Linked DNA regions of Mus musculus: region 2 is linked to region 1. Evidence: chromatin loops called from intact Hi-C (ENCODE). Cell type or tissue: heart. All regions are shown on one strand. Links, peaks and the distances in the headings refer to the core of each region. The heading gives the core; the rest is flanking DNA.

What was found. A loop is a pair of places that touch in the nucleus more often than their neighbours do. Peaks named below come from ENCODE experiments on the same cell type or tissue, not always from the same donor. Only the 100,000 strongest peaks of a DNase experiment are listed, where the experiment ranks them.
Region 2: it touches region 1 in a loop (8-fold over the local background); 1 of 42 quality-filtered maps calls a loop at or near these places.

What each region holds. Positions count from the first base shown.
Region 1 is chr1:180,430,983-180,437,254 of GRCm38, reverse strand. It overlaps Stum (mechanosensory transduction mediator), which reads left to right. Exons shown (of 4, transcript NM_001081227.2): 4 at 1-4,882. Among named protein-coding and RNA genes, the nearest start is that of Gm39712, 26 kb to the right of the region's middle. In heart, for the core only: CTCF peaks have their summits at 2,918 (motif pointing left) and 5,261; DNase peaks (open chromatin) are centred at 2,904 and 5,234; H3K4me3 peaks cover 762 bases; H3K27ac peaks cover 1,170 bases; H3K27me3 peaks cover 4,724 bases.
Region 2 is chr1:180,638,554-180,643,553 of GRCm38, reverse strand. Lin9 (lin-9 homolog (C. elegans)) reads right to left here and starts at 2,404. Exons shown (of 15, transcript NM_001103182.2): 1 at 2,157-2,404. The coding sequence starts at 2,235. In heart, for the core only: a CTCF peak has its summit at 2,561; DNase peaks (open chromatin) are centred at 2,213 and 2,673; H3K4me3 peaks cover 2,730 bases; H3K27ac peaks cover 2,743 bases.

The sequences.
Region 1 (6,272 bases), core at 557-5,556:
TTGGCGGGGCATGTGCCCCTTTAAGCAGCAAACCTGGGACTGATCAGTACAGAGCCAGATCCTTACTAGGCAGAGCAAACATCAGGAAGTGGGAAGGTACCGATATGAAATTAAGAGAAAGGCCGACTCAAACTGATGGCGTCCGGGTGGCTACTTACATCTCTCTCCATCTTATTCTAACATAGGAAGAACTAACATGTGGGACAGACCCAGGGCTCAGTTCCCGGTCATGCTGGCCTTGAGCCATCAGTGGGTCCCTCATCATCTGCCTGAAACTCTGTCACAGTGTGGCCAGGGCTAAAGAAAGGAGCCGTCCACTTTCTGCCTTGGTGGATGGAGGCTCTTGAAAAGCAGCTCCTGTTTCTCTGGGGTTCCAAGACCCCACCCCACCCCACCCCACCCCACCCCACCCCACCAGCCTTCTTAATTGCAATCTTTAGAAGTCCGACATCATGAAGAGATGGAGTCCCATGATGTACTCATTTCTGGCCCTGACTCTGGGCTGGCTCGCCTGCCCTACCCTGTGTCTATCCATCAGTTTCTTCCAAGGCTGTGTGGGAACGAGTTGTACCTTTGGAACACCTGCCAAGGGGTCTAGTTCTTCCTGTGTTTCTTTCTGTTGCTCTGTTTGTTCTCAGCCCCTGTCTTGGGGTACGGGGCCAGGCTTGGTTCTCTCCACAGCAGATCACTGCTCCCAAGGAGGCTACCTCTGGTAGCAAAGCTGTACCAGAAAGGGGACTGATGGGTCAGTGTGCCCTCCCACGATGTCCGCCCACAGCCCTTCATCCCACAGAGCTAGTGATGACAGGCCTGGCAAGAGCGGCCCCCACAGCGAGGGAGAAGTCTATTTCCCTGGCTTCTGCTGGGGGTGGCTACCGGGGGAGTTGGAAGGAGATGGTAATTTGTATTGCTTGTTTAGTGACATGAACCAGACTCGAGTGGGACTTTCCTGAGTGACAAGTGTCACCATGAGTTCTAGTGTGGGATGGCTTAATACAGGGGCTTGTGAGCTTGGGAAGCTGTTTCCTCCCTAGCACCCCCTCATTCCAGGTGGATGGTGTGGGTAGACTTTAGGAGCCCCCAGAACAGTGAGTCTGAGGGGTGCTACTAGCTCCAAGCATCAGCCCCCTGGGCCAGGCCTGATTAGCATAACCATTCTCAGCCGATAGACAGTGGCTAATTCACTCCTCACAGTCCAAGCAGGCCATTGGTTCTAGGTGACCAGAGTTCATTTACTGAACACCAGCTATCTAGAAAGCAGGGCTTTGGACCCAGAAAGCGCTTAGTGGCACCAGGGCTCCTTAGTGACAAAGCTGCCTGGGTGGCATAGCTCAGGGCTGCTGTCCCAACCTTGGGAAATAACTCAGAAGACCATGCCCTGGCTATGAGTGCCAGGGGCAGACATCACAGGCACACAGAGAAAATCCACAGAGACTGTGGCACTGCCAGGATCTAATGTGGCATTGTTATCAGAGTGGCCATTCCTTCTACCAAACCAGGACCCTGGAGCAAGAGAGAGGACCAGGTAGCCTACTGTCGTAGCTCCATTTCTGTTGCTGTGGTAAAATACCCTGACCAAAAAGCAACATGCACCAGGAAAGAGGAAAGTTGGTTTGTTTGGTTTATAATCTAGCCTATGTACAGTCCATCGTAGGGAGGAGTCATGATGGCAGGAACTAGAAGTGCCTAAGTCACTACATCCACAGTCAACAGCAGAGAAACAAATGCATCCATGCTGTCCATGCTCCCCCACCCCCAACCAGTTTCATGTACTCTTAAAAAGTCCAAGATCCAGCCCACGAAATTCAGGGTGGATCGTCTCACTTCCATTAAACAAATAAGATAATCCTCCACAGGCCAATCTAATCTAAAATAATTCCTCTTTAAGACTTCCCTGGTGATTCTAGGTTTTGTTACGTTAAAACTATTCAACACTGTGTAGTGTATTTTAGGGACCATTGAGGACCCCAGACTGCGGCCAGGAAGCCACTATGAGATGACCCACCCCCCACCCTCAGACTGCCAAATCTTGCCTGGGTCAAGTCTCTGGCTGCCCTGGAGAGAAGCAAAGGAAGTGATGAGGGCACGGTCTACTCCCTGCCTCCGTGGCCCTGACCTGTGTCTAGCCCCAGCGACCCGCCCCCAAAGGGGGCGTGGCCCAGGTGCCGCTCAGCTCAGTTCATCTGCTGTTCTGTGAGCAACCTGTGGGGAGTTTTTGTTAAGCTTTCACAAGGAGACCAGAGGCTTCTCCCTGAGACACATACCTCTCAGAAGTCACAGGGAGGGATGATGAACGTCCTCCGAAGGATGAGAGCAGTATTTCTCCATGGCCCTCCTGAATCCTTGAGCTCACCCGCCCCCCTGGCTTCTGCAGGTCCCGAATGGAAGATGGAAGCAGATGGCAGCTCAAGACAGAGTCGGTGCCCGGAGCTGCCTGGCTCATGGGATCTAGGTCCTACACTCCCTCACAGGACCGAGGCTGCAAATCGTGGGGTGTAGGATGCTGGGGGCTGAGGAGCAGCGGGGAGAACTCAGCTATAGGAGACATAGGAAGCCAATTAGCTACATGGTTAGCACGTCCCCTAGACGGAAAAGGATTAAGATGTGCAAAAGAAAAGCCATCCACACATCGGGTCTAAGGCCAGCATAGAGTGGGCTGAAACCCCAAGACCAGAAAAATCCCCCCAAAGGCCCAAGGGTCCTGAAGCAAGAAAGAGATTGAATGAGTGTTCCTTTGACCTTAAGATTAAAAATGCAAGGCCTTAGTGATGGTAAATGACCTGCATGAAGAAAGCTGGGACTGTCTGTTCTGTGGTTGGAGAGGGCTTGGACTTAGAGAACCAGCTGGCCACTGCATCTCCTACTCCCAGGCAGAAGCGCGTCGGATTGCAGAGCAAGGTTTCCCTCTAGTGGAAGCAGGGAGCCAGGATACCATCTGCCAGCCCTGGGATGAGGTTCACTCCCTGTGCTGTGAGGGAGGCTCTGCAGTTAGCAAGCGTTCTTTCAGTGCTAAAGTGCTCAGGTCCTGAGCTCAGATCAAAGATGCCCTGTAGGTCACATCCCTACAGTATCCAGCCTCCACCAGTGACAGCAAGCTCGGGAAGACCTTTTCTTCACCTACCAGGAGCTCTGTCTCCTGCTAGAGAGTTCTGTGCCCAGGTAGTAGAGGATGTGGAGGTCATCTTGGACAGTGGTATTGTGAAGAGGTCATCTAAGTGGTGAGCAAGGGACTTAGAGTCTTCTTCATCTTTCTTCCTGTTAGTTTCTGAGAGCTGAATGCTCACAGAGGCAGTGTATACTTCCACTCAGAGTATGACCCAGCCTCAATCCCACGATGCACCAGGACACAATGAATCCCAACCAGAGTGGTCCTGTGCATCCCATCAGAGTGACTACAGTCTTGTTACAGCAATGCCCTTCCATTTAACTATCTACAGTATAGAAATCAGGCCAGTCCGTCATTTCCCCCAACCTTGCCAAAGCCAAGAGTCTAGAGAGTCCAAGCCCAGTCAAGCACAGCCCCACTGGGAGAGCCCAGACTCTTCCTGGCAAAAACAAACACTAGTTCGGTATGCCACAACCCCCCAAGGGAGACTAAAGAAATGACTCCACTAAAGTTAAGTCTGGGACCCAGTGAGTCTATGGAGCATTGGTGACTCTTGGTAAGCTATGTCACTGAGAAGCCCCCACCCCAGTGTGGGGACAACTCAAAGCCACAAAACTGCTGTCCTCACCCTGGCCAGTCACCCCTCCTCAACTCCGTCCACTGTGCACACCGGTTGCCCTCTCCTGGGGTCTGTGGGATCAGAATTCCCACTGCATCCCCCTATCCAGAGCTACTGCAGCCCCCCGGCTCCGGATTGGTCTGCTGGTGTGGGGGAGGGGCAGAGACCTCTTCCTGACGCTTTTCTGCGACTCTGGCAGGATTTTTATTTCTGAACGAGTACACTGCCTGCCCCAGCCCAGGAGCCAGCAAGGAGTAGAGGAGGGGGCAAGTTTTAAGCAGAGACAAATGACGTTGGGGCTTGTGAGAATCCCGCGATTTCCTGTGGAGTAGTCGCGGGCTCTTCCCGGGCTGGCTCCCTTGCACCCGGGAGCTCTTTTGTTTTGGAAGATGCTGGCAGCATCACTGTATTAAGAGCAGGCCGCGTTGTGTTGTGGATTACTGTTTTGGTGTTGCCGTTGGCTTTTGTCTGTTAAATTAACTGCTGTACATTTTCTTGTTCTCTGACGACATCGGGGGCTTACTTTTCTCACTCCTTCTCACAGGGACCCCATATGCCCAAGTCCAAGCACAGGTGGGGGGTGGAGGGCGGGTGGGGGGTGGAGGGCGGGCGGGTGGGGGCCCGGGGGTACGGAGGCATTGCCAGCCCATTCTAAAGATTACAAGTGTTCTTGGAGACTGCTCGGACTATCTCAGCCCTTGGAAAGATTCTAGACTTTCCTGGCTTAAACTGAAGCATGGGGCCCAGGTTTGACTTTTGCTTAATTTTCTCAGTGTCCCCAGGCTTGAGTCCCCACCCTTGTTTTGGGGTCCACAGAGCCCCGCAGGGGTAGTGCAGGGCTCCCGCTTCTCCTCCAGCCTTCTGCCAGCTTTGAAGACCTTCCTTCCAGCAATGCTACTGTACACGTGGTGAGGAACGCCACCCGCAACAAAGCTCGTGTACATATCTCCGTGTACATACGGAGTGTACATACATACATACATAATACAGTGTACATACATATAGTGCCCCGTGTTATAAAGATAACAGAGCATGGCATTTCTTTGGCATTCCAATTTTTTTTAACCCTTGGAAATATGGTTTTGGCAATCTTTTATTCTTCTTTTTCCTCTTTTCTATTTAATAAACATCCATGTGACCTTCCTGGTAGCTTCTTGAATTCCTGTGTCTTCCATTTCTGTAATCAGATCTCCAGCTGCCCTGAATGCTTTCGTCTCTCTCTCTCTCTCTCTCTCTCTCTCTCTCTCTCTCCCTACAACCTCACCTGCTGGTCTTTCCATTTGGATGGCCATCTTCCCCTTTCCTTGGGGACCAATCCAACATTTTCTCCGCTCACTGGGTCCCCTGTAGCCAAGGATGTAGACTCTGAACGAAGCACCAGGCCCCGAGGGTGCACAGTGCCCGTTTCCTTCCTGGGAGGTTGGACTGGCTGGCAAAGGAAATGTGTGTGAGATAGATGTTGAAATGATGCTAACCACAAATGAGCACGGGGTATGAGTAGTCAGAACTTAGAGCTGACGGTTGCCACCACGAGGGGATCTTCTGAAATGCAGCGGGGGTGGCAAGGTGCAGTCTACAGCCCAGCCAACATCTTTATTAGCTGATGCGCGGAGACCTGGGGAACCTAACAAATTTACCGATGAAGGGAAAGAAATAGATTACAGATAAACACAGGAGAACGCACAAAACTGTTGTAAAATTTGATAAAATAGACTTCGAACAAAACAACAATCCATCGGGGGAACATTATGATTCTAAATGTATGTGCCCTGAATACAGGTACACACAATCTCATAAAACGCATGCTATTTAGATGGAAAGTCACAGATTAACCTTAGCATGATAGTACTGGGTGACTTCAGTACCACACTCTTACCAATAGGTCATCCCCTCACCACAAAATATACAGAAACATTCAAATTAAATGACATTGTACACCACATGGTCTTAACAGACATCTATAGAGCACTTCATTCAAATGCTGTATAGTACTTACTCGTCTCAGCAGCCCATGGGACATCCTCTCGTACAAGGATACAACATTAAAATAATTTCCATATCCTGGATGAGTACAAGACTGTAAGGCTACAAATCAACAGCCAGAGAAACGCCAGAACACATACCAATTCGTGACGAATCTAGAAAGTTCTGGATAGGCAGAAAAAAAAATCTAACAAGATGGAACCCTTGTGGGTTATGGAAAGATCAGTGCCTGGGGGATAATTAGCCTCTGGGCTTCCCTGTACCCATGGAATATTCTAGAGCAGTGGCTCTCATATGGTGCCTCATGTTAGGGTGACTCTCAACCATAAAATTAATTTCATTGCTGGTTACTTCATAACTGTAATTTTGCTACTGTTATAAATAGTAATATAGGGCTGGTGAGATGGCTCAGCAGGTAAGAGCACCTGACTGCTCTTCCAAAGGTCCTGAGTTCAAATCCCAGCAACCACATGGTGGCTCACAACCATCCGTAATGAGATCTGACTCCCTCTTCTGGTGTGTCTACAGTGTACTTACATATAATAAATAAATACATCTTATAAA
Region 2 (5,000 bases), core at 1-5,000, 210 kb before region 1:
CACACACACCCTTCCCCAAGTCCCAGAGACATTGCATGGTAGTATCAACAATTAGGTTATACATAGTGTAACAGTGTAGCTAATATCTGAACCTCAATGTAAACCCTAAGTTTGTACAAAGAACAAGTAAGAAAATCCTTCTCCTAAAGGTATGCTCACAGACACATCTAGAGGTGTGCTTTGCTGATCTCCTAGGTATTTCTCAATGCAATCAAGCTATCAAAATTAACCATCACCACAGGCATGAGGAAAAGCCTAAGTGGCTCAGCTCTGGTGGGCTGCTGACCAACAACCGTGTGACTGCAGGTGAGACAGCCCTGAGAAGTCACAGAGCGTACCCATTACAGATGATGAAACATTTTACAGTACAGCCCAGGCTGGCCTCCAACTTAAGAGTTAGCCTTTTGTCTTAGCTCACATGTGTTAGGTTAACACACGTCACGGTGCCCAGCTTAAGAAAAAAAATCTCTTCAGATGGCAGGTAACATTCTACTTACTTGAATTATCTATATTTTCAAGCATCGTAAATATCAATCAACCATATTCTCCAAACAAGAACGATAAACTTAGGGATATTCTATAGATAATGCCTTATCAATACAGTAATCACTAGCTATTTAAATATAAGTCAAGATTAAATAGAAATAAAAGAGCAGCACCTGAGCCATCTAGTCACAGGTGACTACCGGTTGCTCACTGCACACTAGAAAAGTGACATCTCCATCCACCATCGAGAACGTTCTTTTGAGACTTAGCACTGGTCTAAATCAAAATTAAAACACAAACATTCTGAATACTGGCAACCTGAACTTCTGACTTAACAATATAAGAAATACACGATATCAAAGAAAACAGAATTAAGAGTTATCTCTCTTTTAAAGGCATATTTGCGTTGCCCACAGATACATCTTACAGAGTTCGAGTTTTTTCTTTGCTTTTGAAACGGGTTTCTCTGACCTGACTTCCTGTTGGGGCACACCAAATGGTTAAAAAACAAAACCACTACTTTATTTGTCATAAAAATGATACAATCGTTCTAAATACAGATTGCTCAGTTTGGAGGTTTGTTTGTTTGTTTGTTTTCCAAGACAGGATTTCTCTGTGTAGCCTTGGCTGTCCTGGAGCTTGGTATGTAGACTGGGTGGGCCTCGAACTCGGAGATCCACCTGCCTCTTCCTACCGAGTGCTGAGATTAAAGATGTGCGCCACCACACCTGCGAACCTTTCGTTGACCAAGGGCTACAAATACACACCACAGAGTACGTGTTGCTTCAAGACCATTTTGTAACTAAAATGCCTTTTAATAATGTGTGCAATATGAAAATTACAAAATTGTTCCCTTGTCCTTAGGTCGCAGAGTAGCTGGCTTTACTGTCTGCGGACAGGTGAACATCCGTCTCAGAGGTTGTGAGTATAGAAGGAGAAGTGAGGCAGTGAACAGGGGTGGGTGTCAGGCAGAATAACATACTTATATGGGCTGCGGTGCTCACATCCGTGTGTAATGCCCACCCCACAGTCTAGAGACACATCCACTCAGGAGGGAGACTGGGAATGGGGCTACCTCGGCACTGTATCCCGGCTGGATCATCTCCGGAAAGGTCCAGGGCCACCTGTAGTCCCAGGGGAAGGGGCCAAGCCTGTGTGACACGGAAGAAAACACTTCCAGGATGGACGCGGGGGGTCGGGGGGAGCGATCACAAGTGCCTGCAGAAGCAGGAGCCGTCAGAGGATCAGATCGGAGGCCCGGGGCACCAAGAGGGGCTGTGTCCCCGGTGCCCAGCCCGAGCCCTCCCGGCCCCCGGCCGGCGAGTTACATAACCGGGCGGGCGAGGAGGACGGCGCCCGCAACTGGGGGGCCGCTCTTCGCCCACCCCGGCCGGCGACAGCAGTCGCTCCGGGAGAGCAGCCGCCGACTCCGTCAGGACAGGCTGGACTCCCGGGCTTTCGGTTTCCGGCGCTGGCGCTCGCACAACCCCAGAAACAGACACACAAGACACCATAACAAAGGCGGCGACGCGGCGGCAGCGCCTGAGGAGGAAGGCCGGGGACTGCGGTGGGCTGGCGGCCATCCCACCTGCCCGGCAACCGGACTCGGCCGGTGCGACCCCGGGACGGGCAACCGGCGGGAAGGAGGGCTGCTCTGAGACGCTACTTACTCTCGTCAGGCAACTGGTCGAGCTCCGCCATCTTGAACGAGCCGCGCCGCTTTTTCAAAGGCTGCCCGCCCCGGTGCATTGTGGGGCGGAGACTGTCTGCGAGGGAGGTTCGAATGAGGAGCTCGCGGCCCGCGGCGCCTGCTCCCGCCAGGCCGTCCGGCTCCGCCCGAGCCCGGCGGGAGGGGGCCTCGGGGCCTCGCCCGCACCCCGGGCCGGGCCCGGAGGAGGACAGGGGACGCCTCGCCGAGAGGCCCGGTAGGGCCGAGCGCGGGGGGCGCGGCGCCAGCACCGATGCGCCCGCCCGCGCCGCCCCCCTCGCCTGCGCTCGCTCCCGGCGCGCGGCCCGCGCTGCGGCTGCGGGAACTGCAGGCCGGTTCCCGAGGGGAGCGGGACGCAGGCCCGGGCCGGTGGCGCGGCGGACGAGACCTGGGTTCCTGGTCGCTTGGCACGGAGGGGGCTCTGCCCAAAGTAACGTGGACTCGGCTCCCCAGATCGCGTTTCTCCGGCGCCCCGGCCCCTGCCCTTCCCCCCCACCGAGTGCCCGGGCCGCGGCGTCCGCTTCGCCTGCAGGTCACGGACGCGGGGTCCGGGCGGCCCGGGCCGGAACCTGAGCTGCGAGCGGCCGGGACGAGACCTTGAGAGGTCACCAAGTTGGTGTAGGCCGAGGGCTAGTGAACTGTCCTGCTTTCTTTCTCTAATGCGCTCCACCCGAGACCGGTAGTGAGCTGGGAGCCTCACAGTGACTAAGGATGCTTGGGGAAGACACAAGTGACACTAGCCAAGTGTAATGAAACTGGATGGGGATTCCTCCCTTGCTGAAAGAAGCCGGGAAAGATTTCACGGTTCCCATCTGTAACACTTTCTAGTATTTAAACCACGGTGGCTTTTCAACTACTATTTTTACAAGCGTGGTTGATCTCCGGGGTGGGTCTATTCTCCAGGGATTTATGAGGAGGGGGTAGTCGGCGAATGGAGAATTTAAAACAAAACAAAAACGAGTGGATGAGTGACTTCCACAAACTAAAAAGTTTAAAGATGGTTCAGTGAGGTGAGAGCAGATCTAGACAGGCCAGCCCAGGCTAAGTTGGGCTTGGTAAAAAGAATAAAGCGAGGTCTTAAGTAGTACGAAGGGCAGGCTTTCATTTCTTTTCTAGAACACATTCAAGAATGTGAGGCACAGGTTGGAGAAAGACAAGATGAGACTCTTGGGCGAGCAATAGAGTGGAAGACTTCAGGCTCAGGAAAAGGGCAGCAGGCTGTGAAAGTTAAGGGTGCAACTTGGGCTGCTACTTGTATCAGTCCCAGGCAAGCTTAATACTTGTGCTTCAACTTCTCCTCAGTAAAATGCAGGCAAAAATTCCACTCTTGCTTAATGAGTGGAAAGAACTTATAATGGCTCCTTGCAGCCAGCTGTTTGCTGCTACAGCCTCCAGTTTATAGACAGTAGGGAGTACCGCTGAATCTGGGGTGGAGGGAGGGGCAGGATGGAAAATCCACCTTTCGAGAGGTGAGGGGAAAGACTAGTGCGAGCAAGAGAAGCACATGGGTGCTGGCCCTTCTGGGCCCAGGGTAAGTGGGGGAGGAGGTGGGCGGGAAGTAAAACGTTGTAACAAAGTAACCTAGCCTTCTGAGAGAATCTAACCCCCCCTGAGCCTTCTGAACACATTCAGACCAGCCTGCCTCGTAACAGGAAACTGGTCCTGCTTGGGACTTGGGTGTCTTCATCAATTTGAAAATGAGATCGGGCATAATTTAACTCTCTGAGAATAAAAGAGCAGCAATCAACATGGAGGAAGCTGAGAGAGAAGAGAGAGGCAAGAATGGTGAAACCTAGTAGACAGGTGTTGTCAGATCAGAGCAAGTCAGATTTTACTCAGAGGCAGTTTTCATACATTTTTCACTACCTTGGTTTCTCTCTAATGTAACAGCATGTGTTAATCCATTTATGCTTCTGAGACAAGGTACCTTGTGACTTGCTTGGTAATTACTAAATGACAGACATTTATTATGGTTCTGGATTCTGGCAATGTCCGGTGGTTGTGATGAGGGCCGCTTTCTCCTTCCATGATGGGTATCTTGCTGTTATGTCTCCCGGGGTGAAGGATGCGTTCTCTTCCCGAGATGGAAGAGCATGAGTGTCCCTTCATACTGAGACCTGCTGCTGGGTAGAAGAGACAGACAGCTGAGCTGCCAGGAGGATGTGAATCCCATTTGGGAGGGTCAGAGCTTCTTAATACTGTTGCATGACAGATTAAACTTCAATATGAGTTTTGAAGGAGACACCGTGATTCTACCCATAGCAACAGAAACCATAGGATAAGTTTCCTTCATTTGTATATTCCAATTTAGGATGACACGATTTTGTAAGTTATCTTGTTTGCTTTAAAACACACTTTGGGCTTGGTGGTATACTCCTTTAATCCCAGTACCCCATGTTGTGTAGCTGTTTCCTGAAATAAAACCTTCCGTTTTGGAGGGAAATTTCTTTCTTTCTTTCTTTCTTTTTTCTCTTTCTTTCTTTCTTTCTTTCTTTCTTTCTTTCTTTCTTTCTTTCTTTCTTTCTTTCAAAAAAGGTTTATTTATTATGTGTAAGTACACTGTAGCTGTTTTCAGACACACCAGAAGAGGTCATCCATTCTCATTACAGGTGGTTGTGAGCCACCATGCGGTTGCTGGGATTTGAACTTGGGACCTTCAGAAGAGCACTGAATGCTTTTAACCACTGAGCCATCTCTCCAGACCCAGGAAATTTCTTAAGATGTTTTCAGGGAAGTGAAACAAGATACACTATGGGAAGGAGAAATACTGCAGGAAATCTCCTTAAGGAAACTAACAATTCAAAAC